3 separate regions of the Homo sapiens genome follow, and all the other regions are linked to region 2. A link is an interaction called in ENCODE POLR2A ChIA-PET data of the cell type or tissue named here. Cell type or tissue: Caco-2. All regions are shown on one strand.

The links. Peaks named below come from ENCODE experiments on the same cell type or tissue, not always from the same donor. Only the 100,000 strongest peaks of a DNase experiment are listed, where the experiment ranks them.
Region 1: POLR2A ChIA-PET joins it to region 2 with 27 read pairs; 2 of 35 experiments call an interaction of 5 or more read pairs at or near these places.
Region 3: POLR2A ChIA-PET joins it to region 2 with 10 read pairs; 2 of 35 experiments call an interaction of 5 or more read pairs at or near these places.

The regions. Positions count from the first base shown.
Region 1 is chr12:21,512,441-21,517,440 of GRCh38, reverse strand. GOLT1B (golgi transport 1B) reads right to left here. Exons shown (of 5, transcript NM_016072.5): 5 at 1-1,772. The coding sequence ends at 1,734. Among named protein-coding and RNA genes, the nearest start is that of SPX, 11 kb to the left of the region's middle. In Caco-2, no CTCF peak of the experiment used is centred here; no DNase peak of the experiment used is centred here.
Region 2 is chr12:21,772,811-21,777,810 of GRCh38, reverse strand. It overlaps KCNJ8 (potassium inwardly rectifying channel subfamily J member 8), which reads left to right and starts at 3,105. Exons shown (of 3, transcript NM_004982.4): 1 at 3,105-3,265; 2 at 4,125-4,568. The coding sequence starts at 4,195. The region is part of intron 2 of KCNJ8-AS1 (KCNJ8 antisense RNA 1); the gene reads right to left. RefSeq lists silencers at 2,691-2,908, 4,222-4,516 and enhancers at 2,751-3,748, 3,749-4,747. In Caco-2, a CTCF peak has its summit at 4,378; DNase peaks (open chromatin) are centred at 2,870 and 4,410; H3K4me3 peaks cover 2,860 bases.
Region 3 is chr12:21,939,723-21,944,722 of GRCh38, reverse strand. It overlaps ABCC9 (ATP binding cassette subfamily C member 9), which reads left to right and starts at 3,297. Exons shown (of 40, transcript NM_020297.4): 1 at 3,297-3,523; 2 at 3,898-4,013. RefSeq lists an enhancer at 2,887-3,864. In Caco-2, CTCF peaks have their summits at 2,583 and 3,481; DNase peaks (open chromatin) are centred at 2,512, 2,942 and 3,382; H3K4me3 peaks cover 3,241 bases.

The sequences.
Region 1 (5,000 bases), 260 kb after region 2:
AGTATGTATTTGACACTCTCCAAGTGAGGATATTACTTTTTTGAAGAACATTAGACACAACAGTAGCCTCTTATTATTCCATTAACTATTGAGGTAGGAGTCTCCATTTGTCAATATCATCCCATTTTCACAGATACATCGTAAGTCAAATGCAAGTACCAAAAATGTCTTAATCCTTAAGACTAAACCATCACACTATACACCAAGTCTTTCCTTATTTAGATGAGCAAGATTGGGAGTTCTCTGTGTATTAAGAGATTTAACTAAAAATAAAATAAGCTGTAATCTATTTTTGTAGACATGTTTGTAAATAAATACCACAGATTTCAATTATACTTTTATGCATTAAAAAGCTTTGCAACTGTTAAAAAAACAAAACAGTGCAATCAGTGGTAAAACAAATAGTACTATGGCTGTTGAAATGTTTCCCTACATCTACCACTAAAGCTGTCACATCTTGTAAAACTAAAGAAAACAGCTATTTCCTACTGTCTAATAATCAGCAACGGTGGAAAAAAAACACTTTTTTTTTAGTGTCATGTTCTTAAGAAACCACAGTCAGTTTATTACAGTGAAATGACTTTAGCACGTGAACTCAGGTATTTTCTAATTAACTCAAGATGAGTGATCATATGAAGGATATGTCATGCTTAATGACTATTATATGCTAGGAAAAAGCTGAAAATAAGGGAAAACTCAGATTAAATGAATAGCCCTTTAAAAATAGCCATAAGTTTAACCTTTTAACATGTTACATGTCTTAAAGTAAACATTATCAAAAGTTATTTTAATTTATGAAAAACAAATAATAAGCCACTGCTAAAATTTAAAAAAAAGAAAGAAGAAAGAAAAATTACATCATGACATGGAAAAAATCCATTTGGTTTGCATCATTTAGTATCTTCAATAATACTATTCAATGAGACAAGCTATGAAACAAACTACTTCATTCATGGTCAAGAATGCTTTTTTGTTAAATACTTACACGTAATGAATGATATAGACAGATACTTAGGAGGGCAGACTCCCAAGAAGTATGAGACTTTCCGGAGTATGCTGCTGACAAAACTTAGCTATAATTTAGTAACTAAAAGTTAGTAAAGAATGACCTTTGCATATTCCAACAAAGAATATCTAGTTCAGATTTTCACCTGGCTTTGAAATATTAAGATTCAGAAGAACCACAAAAGTTTTATTTTAACCATGTTTACAAAAAAAAGTAATCCATACATCAAAATTGGGGTTTCCTTGGTTTTAATACTTTAAAATGACACAATCCAATCGAATTCATGCATCACTTCCAGAGATACAGTGCAACTGGAAATATTTTTGCCATTGCAGTGGACATTTCTAAAAAGCAAATGCCTATGGATGCTCCTGAGCCTTCAAAATAAAAAGAAAAGAAACAGGCACCACAGTTCTCTAAGGATGGCTGAGTTTCGCACATTGTGGAAAAACAACACAAATAGCCTTCAAGAGTTTCTTAAGCATCATTAACATGGATTTCACCTCTCTCAGTTTGCTTGCTGACTTCTTCTTAGTTCACTTGAGTAGAAGCCTGTTTTCACTGCTTCTTTGCTAATTTGCTGCTGGTACTTTGTAGGCTATACGTTTTAAACTCCTGTAAAGAACATTACAAGCTATTTCATGTAATTTAATTTTGTGCTGAATATTCTTCAAATGACTTTATAAATAACACAATATTTTAAATGAGTCTTCAAATTCACTTGTTGTTATACCATATTGTTGCTTTCTCCAACTTTATCTACAAACTGTAAGGAGAAGAAAAACAGAGAATTAAAGAAAGCCCGGAACATTATAAAACATTATATCAATATTTAAAATGTTGATTTTAAAAACCCAGCCTTACAAGAAGAGTTGTGGAAATTTAAGGTATGACTGACAATGACTAATCCAGTACTACTCACCATCATCTTCTGATACATAAACGTGTATAAAATTTTTTTTTCTAAAAGTTGTTTTTTGCATGACATGTTATACATATGAATTTAAGGGTGCAACATGAAAAATGCAACACAATGAATAAAGAAATTGTATAAGATGAAGATAACACTGCTAGCTTAACAAAAAATAAAAAATAAAAACATAAAAAAAACTGAAATGTCAGCCATTCATGCATTAATGAACCCAATAAGATATTTCAACTGACCATTACTGTGGATCTCTTCTGGGCCTATGTAGTCTTTGGACAAACAGATTTAACTCCATTAAGTTCAATAGTTAACAACAGTTATTGACTAAAAATACTTTAAATGTGTATTCTGGACTTTGGATTGAAAGTGGTAATGACATTAAAGATAGATTTAATGATGTAAGCATAAATTTATAATTATTGAATATAAATTTTAACACACATTACTGTAAGTGGTTATTTACTTTGGTTACTCCACCCCAAACATAAAGCAGTTGGGCTTTTTTTTTTTTTTTAACATTCCAGATGGTGATGTAAAGACTGATATTGTATATAATTGGTAGAGACATTAAAAGTTATATAACCCAGGTGGTTATACTATCAAATTCTAGTAATCATCTGATCATTTATTTTGTTTCACGATTCACATGTTTACATAAGCACTTATCATGATGAATAACGATAAGAAACATATTCTATTGTATTGGGTGTCCATTTATGCAAATTCTTGAGAATCCTTAAATTAAGGGCACAAATAATGATTACAACTCTGTAACTAGAAGTTTCAGTACATTCAAAAGCCATTCTAGGTATAAATAACACTGACCACTGTATGAATTTGCAGATTAATGCAAATGAAATCAGAGTATACCCCTATAAGCCTACATTCCAACATTTTGTTATATTATCACAAACAGGTGGCTGGCCACTGAAACTAAAAGTTGCTCTCAAAGAATTCATGGATTTATTAGAATTTTAAGGTAAATTTAAGTGGAGAGAAAGCACAATATTCTCTCTCCAAAGGTAACTTGAAATATTTAGATTGTCTTGGCTGTAAGGTTCTGACCCTAAAATTACCCTGGGGATGGAAATGGGATTAGGCTTATAGTGGTACTTATTCTTCCATAGGTAAGCCATTCTTTAGCTCTTTGAGCATTCAATAAAATGCTATGAACTTTCTCTCTAGAAACATCTATAAAAATCTGTGAACAACTTTAGAAAGTTGATTAACTTCCCTGAACCTAACTGGAACTTGTAGTCTTTTAAGTTTTCCTATAAAGCTAGTTTATCCTAGTTATTTAGGACAGAGTTGGATCTATGAAACCAATCCAAAGAAGGATATGAATACTTCTGATATGGGTCTGACCTAGAGCCAAAAGGATTGTAGCCAACTCAGCTGAATTCTAGATCACCTAGATTCTTTTAGAAATTAAGGATTTTGTTTAGTTTTGAAACTGAGGAGGTAGGCTAAGAGACAGTCATCTGGTCTTGTCTTGAAATTGAGCAAGTTCCCTGAGGTCAACAAAATGCCATCCTTCACTCACTTGCTTAGCAGAAAATATTTTGAGTTTCCATTATACGGCAGATATTATGCTGGGTCACTGGGGATAGAACAATGACTAAAATACAACCTGTCTCTGCCCTCAAGGACTGTAGTTTTACATGGAAGTGCCTCCCTTTCTCCTTTCCTTTCTCTTTTTTCTTTTTTGTTTGAGACAAGGTTTTGCCCTATTGCCCAGGCTATAGTGTGGCGGTGTGAGCATCGCTTAACACAGCCTTGATCTCCTGGTTCAAGCAATCCTTCCACCTTGGCCTCCCAAAGTGCTGGAATTACAGGAGTGAACCACCATGCATGGCCTGAAGCCTTTTTTTTTTGACAATTAAATGAGAGGTAAGGCTGGGTGTGGTGGCTCACACCTGTAATCCCAGCACTTTGGGAGGCTGAGGTGGGGGCATTGCTTGAGCCCAAGAGTTTGAGACTCTCTCTAAGAAAAAACAAAAACAAAGAAAAAAACAGAGGTAAATGCTATGATAGAGTTGTGCACAGGAATGTTATAGAAGCACACCCCGAGTCAGCCACAGGGAGTCAGGAAAGCTTTTCCCAAGGTGGCAAAAAATAAGCTGAATTCTGAATGGCCTTCTAAGACTCCACCAAAAGATGTTACAACCTTCAAGGTAGCAGTTTAGTACGAAACATTTGTTGAATGAATATTGAATAAAAGGAAGAAACTCTATTTGTTAACTTTGAAAACATTCTCTTTAACTCTTGTCTGATTTGATTCCCTTTATTTTATCAAGGTGGAAACCAAGGCACACACTGGAAAACAAATTTGACAAGCTTGTTCAAACTGTAAACAGAGCTGGGAATAGACTCTTACCATCTGAATCCCAGTATAATAGTGCTTTATTCAACTCTTTTTTTTTTTTTTTTTTTTTTGAGACAGGGTCTTACTGTGTCACCCACCCAGGCTAAAGTGCAGTGGCACAATCATGGCTCACTGCAGCCTTGACCCCCTAGGCCCAAGCCAATCCTCTCACCTCAGTCTCTCGAGTAGCTGGGACTATAGGCATACCATCACACCCAGCTAATTTTTGTATTTGCGGGGGTAGAGATGGGGTTTCACCATGTTGCCCAGGCTGGTCTCGAACTCCTAGGCTCAAGCAATTCACCCACCTCAGCCTCCCAAAGTGCAGGGTGTGAGCCACCACACCCGGCCTTATTTAATTGTCTGAATCTAGTCTATTGGTGATACAGTCTGAGAAACAAAATATTTGTAGGAAATAATGGTTTCCTTTTTACATTATTGCTTCTAAAATTAGAGATTATATAAAAGTTAAATAAAAAATGCCCTGAACTCTCAAAGAGAAAGGTAGCATAGCATATCAAATCTGAGTAACATTAAAAAATAGAGAATATGGATCCAGAAATGGATACGGTAAAACAAAATTTCACATTTTATAGGTTTAGCAATAATTATTTTTTGGTCTTCATGGTACTCATGATCTATGTGAAGTAACTATATCATAATACAAAACTCAGCAATTAACCAAGTATCAATTACTCAAA
Region 2 (5,000 bases):
ATAAGAAAATTTTTGTAGACAGCTATAGAAACAGACTTCAAAGTGAATTCCAAAAGTTCACATTTCCTATGTGGGTTCTGAGAAATAGTTGCAAAACCATGAAGGGTAGAGAGAGATGAGAGAGAAAATGCAAGAGAGAGAAATACCATGTTTTGAACACTATTCCTACTTCTTTTCATTTGACAAGTATTTATTGAGTACCTACTCTTGGGATCTCGGAACAATTTGAGACCCTGGGTGTGTGGTGATATTAAACAATGTGCTCTCATGCAGCTTCCACTTAGTGCAGAAAAACTAGTTGAAGGACAAAGACATACACTGCTTAAGGAAACAATGTAGAAAGGGAATACAAAGAAAAATATATATCTGTAATATTCTTATAGCACACATTCTTTACCATTTAAAATGATTACTATTTGTTCTTAGGCCTACTATTGTCAAACATTTACTTATTAATTTCTTCAAATTTGATCTTTATTATGTGCCCTGATTTTGAATCAATCAAGTTAAATTACTGACTAATAAAAATATGACATTCTGTTATGAAAGCAAGTTGAAACGATTTAAAATTGCGTATTTGGAAGAATACATCTCAATGAAAAAAAAGAGTCTGAAATATGTATTATACCAAAAGAACAGAATTTTCAGAGAATTCAGATATGGATTTTTTTGTTGCAAATCTTCTCATAAATTCTCCACAGTACTTCAGCTCTTCTCATTCCAATTTTCTTATTATTTTTCTGTTACTATGATAAACATCACAGTCACCTCTGACTTTTCCCTTTTCCAATATTGACTCTGTATAACATTCCTTTTGTATGTATTTGTATAGTGCCCACTGATGTTACCTATTAGCCCAAGACCTCATTCCTTCTCTAATTAATGTAACAGTTTCCAGCACCCTCTTCTGCCAGTTACAGAATTTTGGAGCCCAGAGGGACTATACTCAAGAAATGCAACCCTTAAAGCCATTATATTCTCTGCTTCTGGATCAATCCTCTTAAAACAGGCTCTTATTGTGTAGTTTTCTGATCAAAATCTTTCCATGGCTTACCACTACATACTGAGGACTCCTCAGCTTCTTTTGTTGAGCATTTAAGGCTGTCTATGCATTTTTTAAGGCCCCAATATGCTTTTTCAACTTTGTATTTTTCATTCATTGATTCAAAAATATTTTTTGAGCCCATTTATAATTTAAATGGTGCTAGGGCCTTGCTACAAAGATGAACAAGTCACAGCCTTGCCCTCTAGCAGTCCCCAGTTTAAGGGAGGGGGTACAGGAGTGGTGGGAATGGGTGTGACGAGTACATGAAAATCTCATTAAGTATTGAGAGTAGGTGGTAACAGCGCCTGCCCAGGGAGCACTGAACTCAAGTGTCCAATCCTGCTGTGTAGCCAACTTGGCTTCATCAATGCTGACGTGGGCTGTCTTTTCTCTGCTTTTCTGTATACCCTAAATATATCTAGGCTTACAAAGCCTAGATCAGATGCCAAATAATCCATGGATTTTTCCTTAGTCTCCTACTCTTAAATATCTCTCATTTGAATTCCCATGACATTTTAAAATTTCCTTTCCTATTCTAATCACATCCCTGCTTGTATTAGAGAATATCTCTCTTACTACAACTGTCTGCCTCTTAAAAGCAACAACTATGACATATATTTATATATCTCTAGACACATAAACCTAAAAAAAGCTTACAAAGGTGTTCAGTAAATGTTCCCCAGGCTAAAATAATGAATAATAATGTGTACAAAGTCAAAGGTAAAATAGAACAATGGCGGGAATTGACTATACAAACTGATTCTTCATAGACTTGTAAAACTATTATACTACATAAATTACTGCAAAAATTAATGACAGTAGAAAGGAGGACTACCACTAACAAACTAGGATCCTGGGCTTACAGGGGTTAAGGAGATCTAACCACAAGGAGAAAAAAAAAGTTCTTAATTTGCCTTCATTAAAGACTAATTTTAGGTCTTTGGCTAATTAAATGAATACATTGTTTATGCTCCATACACTTTCGGCTCGAGTCTTGGAAAATACGTGGAACTTCCAAGAATTAAAGTTTCCATTAACGCAAGTGCCAAAATCAGGAGGCTTGACCTGTGGGAAAAAGCACATTTGTCTTCGCTGGCTCCTTTTCAAAAAGCTATAGATGTTTATTGTATAACCTTTTTTGTGCGCAAATGCTGTTTTATCATTCAGACCCATCTAGACAGAGGAAGAAGCTGCAACATTTCAGAAAGCAACCAATTACTGAGGACCGAATGACCTGGCCTTATCAGCGCTGAAGTGTTAACGGCCGTCCCTGTTTGGGGTAAAATTTCTTCATTGGGAGCCAGTCAGTGGTTTCTTTTTTTCTTTCTTTTCCTTAAGGGGCCGGGGGTGGTGGGGGGCAGTCGCTGTTTTGAGGTGTGTGTGTGTTTAATTCCCTGAGAACTGGCTTTGGCTGGTGAAGAAATACTTTACTATAGTGGGTTTCAGAACATCTTCCACCTGTATCTCTCCTAGCAGGTGGAAATTTAATGTAAATAATTGTGTGTGCCCACAGCTTGAACGCTTTGGAAGAATATTTTCTGACCTCTCTGCTTTTATTCAGTCCGAAGTAGCCCAGTTATCATGAAGTAGCCCAGTTATCTACCTAGATTACAAAATAAAATTAAAATTAAATCTCCTTACGTCAGTGAACTTGGAGTCAGAAAGTTCTCTCCCCTGAGCAGAGAGCCTTTTAAAGACTTGTGTGTCACGCTGGCGGCAGGGGGTCGCGGCTACTGGAAAGGAGCTGGCTCTGCAGGTCCCGCCCTCCCCCGGGTCGTCCCTCCCTCTGGCCTGCTCCCTACCTCCCGGGGACTTGCGCTCGCCCCCTCCCCGCCCGCCCCCTACTCCGCGACAACGTCGGCTTCCGAGGTCTGGCGTGCGTCAAAGCCCTAACTGGGAGGCTGATTTGTGGAGCATCGCCCCCCCGCCCCCGCCCCCCCAGTCCCTCCTCCTTCCACTGAAGTGGCCAAGGGAGTTGAGCTGAGCAGGGGGAGGGGAAGATCTACACCCATCCCCCTTCCTCTAGCCCTCCCTGCGTTTAGATTCAGTTGCACCTTTTATTATTTTAACTCTTCTCCTTAGGACACGCAGCCCCCAATTTGTCCCTCCGGCCTGGGCGGCCCCTGGTCCCGCGCGCCAGCATGGGAGAGCGAGGGACCTGCCCGCGGCCCGCCGGCGTGTGCAAGGAGGTCCAGCCGCCGCGCCCGCTACCCGGAGTCTGTAAGTTTCAAAGCTGCTCCGGGGGAGCGGAGGGGGGAGGCTGTCCGTGTTCCCGTAAATGATTTAAAATGCAAAACACCGCAGAGGCTTGCAGTGATGGATGGACTTTTCGGGGCACACTCCCTACTGCAACCCGCAGGCTGTTGTCTTGGGTTTTTTCCCCCCCGCACCTTGTATATTTGATTCCTTCGTTGTAAAAAAAAAAAAAAAAAAAAGTTTTCAATTTATAATATTATGATTTCCACAGGAACCTTTTTAACTCTTTTTAGATGCAACTCATACTTCTTTCGCATTTAAAATAATTCTTATAACTTATAAATTCTATAGCACACCACTTATTATAATTTTGTCAGATTACACGTTATTTAGACTGCGCAAGGAGTCATGGCCTTTGCTTACTTCTAAAAATAACGGAGGAAGAATTTTCTCTCTTTACTTTTAATATTGCTACATCATCTAAGTACTTTAATAAGTAGATCGTGCACCCAACTGGTCTTAATCTTCATGACTGACGCCACGTGCTGTAGCCTTGCACTAATTTACAGACGCGGTTAATCGCAGAGAATTATCTTTGAGCCTGCTGTTTACCGGAAGGCTCCTGGTTTTGTTTAACTAAGGCTATGTCCATATGTACTCAGAATAAGAAAAATTGAAACAGTTCTTTTTATTAAAACCAAGTAATTTTTCTGAGATCCCAGAACTCAAGCACAAGCTAGATTCATGTTTGGGTTAGTAAAAATCACATTTTTGGTTTTGCATGTCACCTCGCACATGTACAGACATATCCTTGAATACAAGGACCCAAGAGGTGAGGATAGGGTGGGTTTTTAAGTTTTTAATAAATGTTTCCCTCGTGCAGGAGGACGGGTGTCCAGGGACGGAGAGGCAGGTGAGAGGGAGGTGGCTAAGCTGGCTATGGTGACAGGACGATGTTGGCCAGAAAGAGTATCATCCCGGAGGAGTATGTGCTGGCGCGCATCGCCGCAGAGAACCTGCGCAAGCCGCGCATCCGAGACCGCCTCCCCAAAGCCCGCTTCATCGCCAAGAGCGGGGCCTGCAACCTGGCGCATAAGAACATCCGTGAGCAAGGACGCTTTCTACAGGACATCTTCACCACCTTGGTGGACCTGAAATGGCGCCACACGCTGGTCATCTTTACCATGTCCTTCCTCTGCAGCTGGCTGCTCTTCGCTATCATGTGGTGGCTGGTGGCCTTTGCCCATGGGGACATCTATGCTTACATGGAGAAAAGTGGAATGGAGAAAAGTGGTTTGGAGTCCACTGTGTGTGTGACTAATGTCAGGTAAGAATGTAGTGGGATGAGGCAGGGGTTGAAAACAGTAGAGAAAAAATGTCAAAATGCCCTTTCTCTTATCATTCTGTTATTTAATTGAAAGTGAAATAAAGGGTTTGTTTTAGAATCTTCAGAAACAAAAAAGCACAATAAAGAACAACACCTAACACAGTAAGTATTTTTTAAATGCAGCTTTATGGAGAAGAGTCTCTGAAAACCTGAGCTTCAGTCCTTTGGACTAGCCTTGAAAATGTTATACCAGTTATCAAAAAAAAATTGTAATTCAAAGGATTACACAGAGTGCTTTACTCCAAAAGCGCACACATTGAGTTCAGTATGAAAAAGCTGTTGTCCATAGTTTCAGTGCCCACAGGTAAATATCTCTGATCAACAAAAAATATTGTGCTAGTGGACATTTTTCTTGACTCTTCTAACCCATGA
Region 3 (5,000 bases), 170 kb before region 2:
TTCATGAAAATTATACTTACAATGTTGATTTAAAAATATATTGTATATATTTCTGAAAGAAACAATGGTTTATCTTCTTGTATTATTTAACACTTCTGGAATGTATTTAATGAAGATTAGAGATAAAATGCAAACAAGCTGTAAGTATTTTAAAATGGAAGGGTACCACTATTTGCAGATGAAATCGTATTTCTGGAAAGTCAAGGTAACAGGGTGAAATAGCTCTGGGATTACTGAGAAGTCTTAATAAAGTGTCTGGATATAAGATAAATATACTTTTTTTGGACAAAATAAATAGTACATCCTTAATAGCAGTACAAAATATTAAAACAAAAATATGAAATTTGTATGATCAATCTTTACAAAATATGCACAGACCTGTATAAATTTAATACTGGGATAAAAGGAAGACAAATAAATGGGAAACTACATTTCTGGGTGAAGAGACAAAGCACTAAAAATATGTTCTTTATAAATTACTTCCTAGTTTTAATGAAATTCCAATAAAATCCCCAAAAGAGAGGAGCTTTGAAAATTTTGAAAAGAGTGAAAAGGGGACTGGCACTGTCAGGGTTACAATATAATTTAATCTCTGATAATCAAATCAGTCTAATCATAGCAATATAATAAAAAATTGAAACAGATCAATTGAACAGAATAGGTAGCCCGGAAACAGATCTTATTATGAACTAATTATGTGTATATGACAAAAGTGGTATTACACCACAATGCAGAAGAAAAAGATTATTCAGTAAATGGTGTTGGTGTAACAAATAAAGTATAAATGCAGATTTTCATCCCATAGTGTATGCCAAAATAAATTCCAAAATCAAATTTTTACTAAAGCCTTTAAACAAATATAAATGAAGGTAAATATTTATTAACTAAAGTGTTCTAATACATTGCAAAGGCAACAAGCAGCAAATTTGCCTACGTAAAATTTCCCTTAGGAGAAAGTTCAATGAAGTGCAATAGACCCTAGAGATCTGACTCATCACTAGCTTCTATGTCTAGCACATAGTGTGTGCTCTAATAAATCTTTACAGAACACATGAAAACTTTTTTCTTACTTTTTTGAAAGGCAGCAGCACTATCATTTTTTAACAATATGACAAATTGGGAAAAATGTGTCATATATGAAGCAGGATTAGTATCCTCTTATTAAACATTTGATTAGTATACTCTTATGAAACATTTATACAAATGGTAAACTTCATTAAGACCCATGAGGTACACAAGTATGTGAACAAACTGCCACAAAAGAGGGGATACAAAGATTAATCAATAGTGGGGAAATGTTGAATGTGAATAACAGAATTGAATATTATCTGTCAAGTTAAAATATTTTTTTAAAATAAAAAATAGCAATATCCAATGCTGGTTTGAGTATAAGTGTAATAGCTCATCTCATACAATTTGGGGGACTTAATACGAACTTCATAGAAGGGTGATTTTGCATTCTATGTTGACAGCCTTAAAAATATCTACCACTTTTGATCCCGTAATTATTTTTCACATAATTTATCTTAAAACATTACTTGTTAGAAAGAAAAAAAGTTTATGAAAAAAGGTCATCATATGATCACAGATATTAGTAAAATTGGGCAAATACATGTCAAACAACGGGAAAATGAATCTTATGGTATAGCCTTTCAATGGAATAGTATATAGCCATTTAAATTATTTTAAAAATTATTCTATATTTATTTAAATTATTTATCTTTATTGTCCCATTAAACAGAGGAGGAAGCTGATACACAGAGGGTTTATGTGACTTGTTCAGTCTCTGAACTAACTAGCAGGATGTGATATCGAGCAGGCTGCCTTCCTAGTCCACACTCTTAATCAATGCACCATACCGCCTGTGTTTGTTAAAACATAAAAAAAAATGTTTTCAGTAGTTTTATGGGTGTGTGTGCACAGGTGCATCTACGGGGGGCTCCTTGATCTCCTCTGTACACTTTCACATCTTCCAAAGTTTCTACAATAAGCATGATTTTTAAACATTGTAAATGACCTTAATGAATTGTAATATTCTTTTATAATCCTCAAGTAAACTTCATTTTGTGTAGTCACACTCAAGAGTTTTCATCTTGGGATTATTGGCACCCCCTATTTCCAGTTCTCTCTCCATAGATGCCCTGGAGAGCCTCTGGCCTCGCGTCCAGCTTGCTCACCCGGCCACCCTGGGCTGCATCCATAGTACCAGGATCCTCACTGTTGAAACGCTCTCTTATTTCCCTGCGCCGCTGCAGACAGCTCCAGGGTAAAGTTGTCAAGCGTTCAAAGGCCACAGGAACGGAGTCTTCGGACCCTCCCAGGTTTCGGCCCCATATGGCCTCGCAGATTCCTAGCGGCCGCGGGTTCAAGTCCCAGCCGCTGACGCAGGTCAGGCACTCACCCGGAAGCGCAGCGACCTTCCCAAGAGTGGGGCGCCGGCGGAGAAATCCCCTGGGACTGGCAGGGCTGGAGTCGGCCTGCATCGCACAGGCCACGAGGCCACCGGTGTTTAGGGTTCAGATCTGGGGACCAGCGCCAGCAGACCGCAGTCCTGCAGCGGCGCCCCTTGAGGACGGCATGCGGAGCCTCAGGGGCAGAAGTCCGCCCGGCTGACCATCCTTTATTAAAATACGACAGTTCCTGAAAACAATGCTTATCTCAAGCTGACTCAAAACTGGCTCTTGAGAAAATCCGGTGTTAATTAAAGAGGGTTGTCGGGGACAAAATTCACGGCTTGTGTTTCGCGGGGGAGTGGTTGTGGGGTGATCTTAATATAAACACGTTATCTCGAGAGTTAATTATGTCTCTGGTTGGAAACAGGAGAAGAGGGTGACTGTTTACGCAGTCCATGGGAATCAGCGTCTCACTTTAGGGGACGGTGGGCAAGGGTCGCCCTTCGATAGCGCGGCGGCTGGTCCACCAGAGAAACCAAGTTTTCTAGGTCGCCGGGGAAAAGCGGAAAATTAGACTTGAGCCAGCCTTGCTCCTGTGAGACATTCGTGCACTCATAACCCAGCAGTGGGTGCCTCTACCTAGAATGAGCCCTTCATTTCCCGGATCCGTTCAGGGGGAAACAGCGAAATCCCCAAATCCGCTTCCTTACGTGGCTAATAAAGGGGTGCTTACAGAGCATGGAAAAACAAAACAAAGAAACAAGAATACCTTGAGTGTTTTGACGTTTGAAAACCCGACTCCGGAGAATCATGGAATCATATTCCAAGTTTCAGTGTCTAATGAAGTTTAAGGGGACGCCTATTACTTGGGTTTGTAAAATCGCGGCGTCGCGCCCGCCCCAAGTCAAAGCTGAGCAGAGCAGGGATGGGGAAGGTCTCCGGCCCCAGGCGCGGCGCGCGGGGCTTCTGCCCAGTTTCCTGCTTCTCAGCCGCGGTGTCTGCCCCGGCCCAGAGCAGTCTGTGCAATTTAGAAACTCGATAGGAGGCAGCAGCTGGTCTCCCACCACCCTAAAAATAATCCGTTCCGGCGCACTGCGTGCTTCGCCTAGGGGAGGAAAACTGTCATCGGAGTAAGTGAATCCGTGTCTTTTACATGAATGCCATTTAAACATTTTTAGGAATAACTGTAAGTTGTCGATTTTGAGCTAACATTTCTGCTATCCAAAAACGCCCTCGCACTCTCTCGCACTTCTCGGCACTTAGCTTTCGCGATCGCTATTTCTAGAATTAAGGGACGAGGCCCGGCTCGAGAAGTGAAGGGGTGGGGATCAGGTTTCCAGTTTTACTTCAAAACTGCCGTCTCCTACTCAAATCAACTGGAAACAGTGAAAGGAGTTATTATTATTAGGAGTTATTATTACCGCCTTTCTTGTAGACAATTCTTGTATGTTCAAGAAGTAGTTTTCTATCTGCTTAATTTTTGTTACTCTTTACTTTTTTTTAGGAGTTCTGCGTCCGGGTTTGAAATTTACATCTTAAGACAGTGTAGGAAGTCGGTGTTTTGAAGGTAGCTCAAGTGCACCGGCAGGGGTTTGAAGCAGCGTGAAGCTATTGCCCAAGGTATTTATTTTTTGCTTTATTTGTTCAGTTTGGGATTTTTTTTAAAATCCCATTGCAGTATCTAAGGAATACCTACTGAGTAATTTCAACATTTCTTTTGGTGTGGGATGGTACTTCACAGCCACTGAAGAGTAAATGGGTGGATTCAGATCAGGCACTAAGTCAGAAGTCAGTGGTCATTTTTGCCAGTGATTTTCCCACTTGGATCTGTCATAGTTATAGCCATGGTAGCTAGCTAACTAGCTATACATCTTCTAGTTTTTATTTCATGAACTAGGGACTGAATAACTTCAAAGAAGTGATTACAGCATTTGTTTTTGCAAGTGACATCCATCCTGAAAATGCTCTAGATGATGATAAAGCCCTAAGTTCTTTAAAATGTCCTGCTTCTCTTTCATAACAGAATTTGGTTAATCTCTAAACGATTAAAGAATGAATCCTTTTATATGTAAGAATGAAAACTTTTATTTAAATTTAGCATGTTTTCTCCAGGTGTTTCCAGCATTTTAAACTCTCTGCAATTGCTATTCGATCAGAACTAACGCTTTCTGCTAAGTGAACAGGAAGGAAGACAAGTTTTCACTTGCTTTACTTGTAGTCTATTTCCAAAGGACAGGGCTGGCCACAATAAATGGTGTACCTTATATGCCTCAGCACTTAAATGTGTTTTTAGAATTAAATCAGATAACTACTGCTCGTGTCTTGCAGAGGAACCAACAGACTGGATAGGTCAGGTATTATATTCACCAACTAAATCCAAAATGTATATGTTCTAGATGTGTGGAATTTCATGTAATGCATTTCGAGGAATAAAAACACTGAGGGTGCGATTCTTGCCATGAAATCGTAAGTTAGATAATTAGGAGTATTTCTATTTTATGTTTTCTGCTCCATAGACATACGTTAGAAGCAAAATTTCACTTTGATCTTTGTTTTTAAAGTTTATTCAGTCAAGTTCTCCAACTCTATCACCTCTCATAAACAACT